Regions from separate parts of the Homo sapiens genome. Here region 2 is linked to region 1. The links are chromatin contacts, found by Hi-C or POLR2A ChIA-PET in ENCODE. All regions are on one chromosome and are shown on one strand. Each heading gives the region's core, a stretch centred on a gene start or an enhancer-like site at or near the end of the contact. The rest is flanking DNA. Distances are from core to core; before and after follow the strand shown. Region 1 overlaps EBF4 (EBF family member 4). Region 2 overlaps ATRN (attractin).

Region 1 (3,207 bases), core at 32-2,531:
AGTCCCCCCCACAACCAACATTCTTACTCCCTCAGCCATCTCACCTCCTGAACATTGTGTCTCCCGCCCGCACTCTCCAGGGTTTAGAGCCTCTCCAAAGGGATGTTTATTCCAAAGATGCCAATGGGGTCGCTGCTCCCCGAATCTTCTCTGGGTCTCTTGGTTCCCCCACGCTACCCCAGGCCTCACTCTGCATGTACACGCACACACACGTGCGTACATACACACCCCTTGCACGACGCCAGGGCGAGCAGTGAACACACGTGGAGAGGCAGTGTAGAACCCCCCAGCCTGGCTCTATTTGGCCGCTGGCCGAGTCTTCTCCATTTCCATCCTCCCGCCCCGCCCCAGCTGAGCCACCCACTTCTCCTCTCCACCCCACCGCAGTCCCCACCATCGCGCAGCCCCCCGCACCGATGCTCATCGAGCCCTTCGAGGGACACTCGGTAGTGACCCTACTTAGCCTCCCCGGAGCTCCAGTCTAACGCGGAAAGGCTGAGCAGAGAACCGCATGGGGTGGGTGGGGTCACGCGGTCAAGGGGCTGACAATCAAGGAAAACCTTTGGTAGGGAGTGCCTGCTGAGCCCGGCTCAACCGAAACCCGAGGGCTGAGTGGGGAGGTTGACCTGGGGAAGGAAGGGTGGTTGCAGAAGGAATGATAAGGACCGATCCCCAGAAGTGAGTGCTTTCTCTTTGCCGGGAAACTAAAGGAAATCCACTAAGTCAGGATCAGAGGTGAAGGTAGGGCTCTGAGACTGGTGGATTAGGTCGGGGCCAGGCTATCTGAAAAGGGCGGTGCGGGGATCAGGAAAAGGGGAAGGAGGAGGAGAAGGGCGTGGGGAGCTGGGTCAGACGCGCATACACACACACACCCCTTGCACAACGCCAGGGTAAGCAGTGAACACAACACACGTGGAGATGCAATGTAGAATCTGGCCGCTGGCCGGATCTTCTCTACTTCCATCCTCCCGCCCCAGCCCAAGCCACCCACTTCTCCAGTTGCTTCCCTGGGGTGCATGCAAACCTCTAGCCTTCAGATGCTGCAGAGAGTCCACTTGAGCCGTGATAAATGGAGATTGTTAAGTTTTTTCTTTTTTATAATAAACTCCTGATTTGACCAGATGAAAAGAGAAAACTCTCCATCGAGTCCTGCCCTTAGGACTATAACTCATATGTGTATACGGTTTCCCTTTTTTCTAATCACAAATGGGTGCATGTGTGTTCATACCAAGCGCCTAGGGCCGAGGACAGAGGCTGGCTCAGTAAATATTTGTTGAGTAAACAAACGAAAGAACTGAAACTTCCCTGAATCTCGCTGCCGGGGGTGCCTGGAGTTTTCCGGGGGACTTGGGCTGGGCCTGGTGGAGGGGGCTGCAGCGAGGCTCTCGGACTGGGCGCTGGCCTGCTTTTGGCGCCCTGCGTCTCACCCTGGGAGTGGGGGGCTGCGGGGGAGACGTCCTCCAAACGCCGCCCCCTTCCCCAGCTCTGAACGAGCCCACCATTGACTACGGATTCCAGAGGCTACAGAAAGTCATTCCCAGACACCCCGGAGACCCCGAGAGGCTGCCCAAGGTACTCAGAGGGGCGGGGCGGGGCGGGGCTGAGGGTGTCCTGTGGGCAAGGGGGTGAGGAGGGGCTCCCGAGGGCCCCTTGGTCGCCCCCAGGGGCTGCCCCTCCGTCCCGCTGTCTCTCCCCCTGTCCCCAGGAAGTGCTGCTGAAGCGGGCGGCCGACTTGGCAGAAGCCCTGTACGGAGTGCCCGGCAGTAACCAGGTATGGCGCCTCCGCCCTCCCAGCGCCGCCGGGACCGGGGCCCCCCAGCACGCGGCGCCCGCGGCTGCCCCGGCCGTGCCCCGCTCTTGTCTTCGCAGGAGCTGCTCCTGAAGCGCGCGGCGGACGTGGCCGAGGCTCTGTACAGCACCCCCCGCGCACCCGGGCCGCTCGCACCCCTGGCCCCGAGCCACCCACACCCCGCCGTCGTGGGCATCAACGCCTTCAGCAGCCCGCTGGCCATCGCCGTCGGGGACGCCACCCCGGGGCCCGAGCCGGGTGCGTGGGCCGCGCCTCCCCGCCGTCCTCGGGCGCCGCCACCGCCCCTCCCCGGCCGGCACCGCCCCCTGACGGCCGCGCTCTCTCTCGCAGGCTACGCGCGCAGCTGCAGCAGCGCGTCCCCCCGCGGGTTCGCGCCCAGCCCCGGCTCGCAGCAGAGCGGCTACGGCGGCGGCCTCGGAGCTGGCCTGGGCGGCTACGGCGCGCCGGGCGTGGCCGGCCTCGGCGTGCCTGGGTCCCCCAGCTTCCTCAATGGCTCCACCGCCACCTCGCCCTTCGCCAGTGAGTGTCCCCCGCCCGCGAGGGAAGGTCTGGGGCCGGGGAGCGGAACGGGACTCAGCCCCGCCCCCGCCCATCCCGGAGAGGTTGGGGCGCCGGCGCCGTGAGAGTCGACCCTGGCTCAGCCCTCGGGGTCAGGCCCACCGTCCCCGCCTGGGACCTCCCCTGCCGCAGAACCTCAACCCCACCCCTAGGCTGCACATCCCGGGGTCCTGGGGCCAGAGTACTCCGTGCACTTTTAGCCTTCTTTGCCGGTCCGTTATGCACATCGCTTCTAGGCCTCCGGTCCCCCTGAAGTGGGCTCTAATGGGTGGCGGGCGTCCATCTGAAACCTGGGACACCGCCCCCTTCCCATCTCGCGCCCGGACTTGGGGAGGAGGCTGGCGCCGCCTGCCGGAAGCCTAAGGAAACTCAGGGCTCGAGGGAAGCCGGCTTCCAGCCGCCCCCCAGCTCCCAGGACTCCAGAGGCCAGGTGGGCGTGGGGAGGATGTGGTCCCCGCGATGTCGTCCGGCAGAGCGAGCGAGTTCTGTGTGATCAGACAGAATTTGAGTTTCAGTGTCCAAATCAGGAGCTGCCGGGCATTCAGCAAGTTACTTATTTGAACTTGTTTCCTCGCAGTCAAATAGGGTCAATTCCACCCCCTGCTTAAGGTTGATCTCGGATCTGAATGTGCCACTGTGCCTAAAGGGCCAGTGTGTGATTTCGGAGTCCCAGCCCTGACTGTGGGCGCTGACCACATCCCATCTGGCTTCTTAGAGTGGGGAGCTCAGAGCTGGGTGGACAGGCAATGTCTGCATGTCATGAGTGAGTGACCTTCCGAACGGCTTTGATGCCTTGTCATTTTACACTGCCCTCAAGACTCTTCCATCATCAAGTTCCA
Region 2 (3,058 bases), core at 234-2,733, 860 kb after region 1:
ATTAGGGTTCTAGTAAATAAAATTTATTTATTTACTCATTTTAAGTTGAGATTGTTTTTGTACTGACATACCTCTCCATATTCTCAATCTAATTGAACATCGTGCTTTGTTGCTTATAGCTGACAAATGATTAATACTTTTTAGATTCTTAGTGAAAATCTTGACTTATGCTGCTGACACTTTTCCCAGTCTGTGCCTATAAGCAGGCTTTTGTGCTGGAGATGGCCATACTTGTTGCCAATGCCGAGTTTTTTTCCTCCCAGTTCCCTATTGCTCCACCCTCTGAAAGTCACTGAAGTGGTTTTAGAGCTTTCATTCTAGAGGGAGCTCTTCCCCACACTTACTTCTAAGAAGTAATAATTTTAAGTTTCATAATCAAGGAGATGTTGATTTTCTTCCTGGTTTTCTGGTGCTCCTTATCTTTTCTGGATCACTAACTTAAATTAAGATCCACTTATGAATGCTGCATTCAGGAGCACTTGTGAAAATAAACGATGGCATGCCCACCATTTAGTTTGCCAAGCTTTCCTTGAAAACGCAGGTAAGTTCTATTGCAAACGTGTCTTTTTGCTGTTTGGTACAAATGACTGCACTATTCACTGTGACTAGGCCCGTGTCACCGTGTGTTCTCAGTCCTCGCATGAGAGCCTGGTTGACACTGGTTCTCTCTGCTTTGGGGACCGTATCTGGCTGTGCGCTATGTGGAGGGCTGAGCTCGTGTCTTCCTGGGTAAATACATCATGTTCTCAACAAGGGCTGCATGTTTCTTTATTGCTGTTTTTTCCCCAGAGACTTAGCTTTTCTAGGTGTGTAGCATGGCTCTTAAATACACACATTTAGCAACTGTGCAAATTCAGTAAAAATGGAGAGACTTATTTAAGGAAGACAGTAGGGAAATGTCTAAATAGTGCAGTGTAGGCCATTCAGTTAAATTTCAGTATGGCTTTCGATGCAGGCAAAGCCGTTTTGCCTTTGATTCTCATTTTTTAAATTAGATTTTAAAAATTGAGATTCTCCTTTTTTAAATGAGATTTTAAAAATTGAGATTCTCCTTTTTTAAATGAGATTTTAAAAATTGAGATTCTCCTTTTTTAAATGAGATTTTAAAAATTGAGATTCTCCTTTTTTAAATGAGATTTTAAAAATTGAGATTCTCATTTTTTAAATGAGATTTTAAAAATTGAGATTCTCATTTTTTTAAAGCAAAGTAACTGAGGAAATCTAATTCTCTAGTTGGAAATTTGTGTAAGCATTGGGGCTTTAAAAATGGTAATACTAAACTCAAGTTCCTTCACTCTGAACCAATCCCAGGATTCTTTTCCATAATTAGGAACAGATCAAAACCTATAACTGCTGAGGGAATTTGAAACTGACTATAAAAATCTTTGTAGATGCAGCTAAAAAACAAACAAAACCCACAGACTGAAAAGTCCTGTTTCTGGGAGGGTGGCGGGTGTGTTGGGGCCGGTTGTGCCTGTTTTTTGATTGGTTGTTCCTGTGGGTGAGCACCCTTCCCTCTGCCCCTGCTTTCTGAAAGCTATCCTAGTTGTTCTCCCCAGTAAGCCGGGGCTCAGCCGGCTTCAGCTATGTCCATAGTTTGGGGGCGTGGGCGGTAGGTATTCAAGATAGAAGATGGTTGGACAGAAAGTGTGTGAGGTGGGAAGGTGGAGTGGTGAGGCTCTGGCTCGTTCCCGACTCTGCAACAGAGGTTGTTACTGTAATGTGGAGCTAATATAGAAGTCTGCGTGCTGGGTGTTTCATCTACTGTTTTATGTAAGAGGCCAGTGTTCACAAGTAAAGGCAACACAGAATTGGTATTGAGAACTGGGCATTCATTTAGATTTTAGAGTTCTGTTTATGGGTGCTAACAGGATCGCTATACTGAGCAAGGGATGTGTGAAACTTTTGTTCACTTGGATGTGCTTTTTTTCTTATAACAGCTTTATTGAGACATCATTTACATACCATACAGTTCGCTCATTTAAAGTACACAATTCAGTGGTTTTCAGTGTATTCACAGAAGCGTGCAGCCACCCGTCACTACAGCCAATTTTAGAATATTTTCACCACTTCCAGAAGAAGCCCCTAGCAGTCAGTCCTCATTCCCCCCTCTTCCGGCAACCCCCAGTCTGTATTTCCTGTCTCTGTGGATTTGCCTATTCTGGACATTTTATATAAATTGAGTCACATGATATGCTCTCACTTAGCATACTGTTTTCAAGGTTCACCCGTGTTTAGTATGTTTCAGTACTTATTCCTTGTCATAGCTGAATAATCTTCCTTATATGTATATACCACGTTTTGTTTATCCATTTTTCTATCGATGGATGCTTGGGTGGTTTTCACTCTTTGGCTATTATGAATAGTGTCAGATATACTTTTAATGTTTATATTTATTGTATAATAACAGTGCATATCCGTACCTCCTGGTGTTAATTGTCTGTATCTTAAGAGTTTTAAGAATTATATGGTTGTGCTGTAATTCTAGCACTTAGGGAGGCCGAGGCGGGCAGATCGCTTTAGCTCAGGAGTTTGAGACCAGGCTGGGCAACATAGTAAAACCCTGTCTCTACTAAAGTACAAAAAATTAGCTGGGCGTGGTGAAGTGTTCCTGTAGTCCCAGCTACTTGCAAGGCTGAGGCACAAGAATCACTTGAACCCAGGAGGCAGATGTTGCAGCGAGCCAAGATTGCACCACTGTACTGCAGCCTGAGCGACAGAGCAAGACTCCTGTCTCCAAAAAAAAAAAAAATTTTTCTTTATGATGAAACCCACAAGGCTGTACAAGAACCTTAAATATAGTTTGAAACAAAGAAAGACACATGCTTTTAAGTACAGTTTAATTCTTTTCTTTTTTCTTTTTTCTTTTTTTTTTTTTTTGGAGACAGAGTCTCACTCTGTCGCCCAGGCTGGAGTACAGTGGTGCAATCTTGGCTCGCTGCAACATCTGCCTCCTGGGTTCAAGTGATTCTCGTGCCTCAGCCTTGCGAGTAGCTGGGACTACAGGAACACTTCACCACGCCCAGCTAATTTTTTGTATTTTAGTAGAGACAGGGTT

The links. Hi-C counts contacts between places; a loop is a spot of excess contacts on that map. ChIA-PET counts read pairs that join two places held with the same protein, here RNA polymerase II (POLR2A).
Region 2: a loop to region 1 is called in a map of posterior vena cava, with 18 times the contacts of the local background. The contact joins two enhancer-like sites. A Hi-C loop is called at or near these places in 1 of 168 maps with a recorded cell type or tissue (posterior vena cava). POLR2A ChIA-PET finds 5 or more read pairs at or near these places in 1 of 52 experiments (H1).

What each region holds. Positions count from the first base shown.
Region 1 is chr20:2,750,217-2,753,423 of GRCh38, forward strand. It overlaps EBF4 (EBF family member 4), which reads left to right. Exons shown (of 17, transcript NM_001395167.1): 11 at 1,484-1,572; 12 at 1,706-1,771; 13 at 1,870-2,047; 14 at 2,141-2,329. Among named protein-coding and RNA genes, the nearest start is that of CPXM1, 49 kb to the right of the region's middle. RefSeq lists silencers at 91-230, 2,009-2,188 and enhancers at 167-847, 916-1,427. Within about 2 kb of position 1,282, at least 8 of the 41 ENCODE cell types and tissues checked have a DNase peak (open chromatin) inside an H3K27ac peak, as active enhancers do.
Region 2 is chr20:3,612,693-3,615,750 of GRCh38, forward strand. The region is part of intron 24 of ATRN (attractin); the gene reads left to right. Among named protein-coding and RNA genes, the nearest start is that of GFRA4, 49 kb to the right of the region's middle. Within about 2 kb of position 1,484, at least 4 of the 41 ENCODE cell types and tissues checked have a DNase peak (open chromatin) inside an H3K27ac peak, as active enhancers do.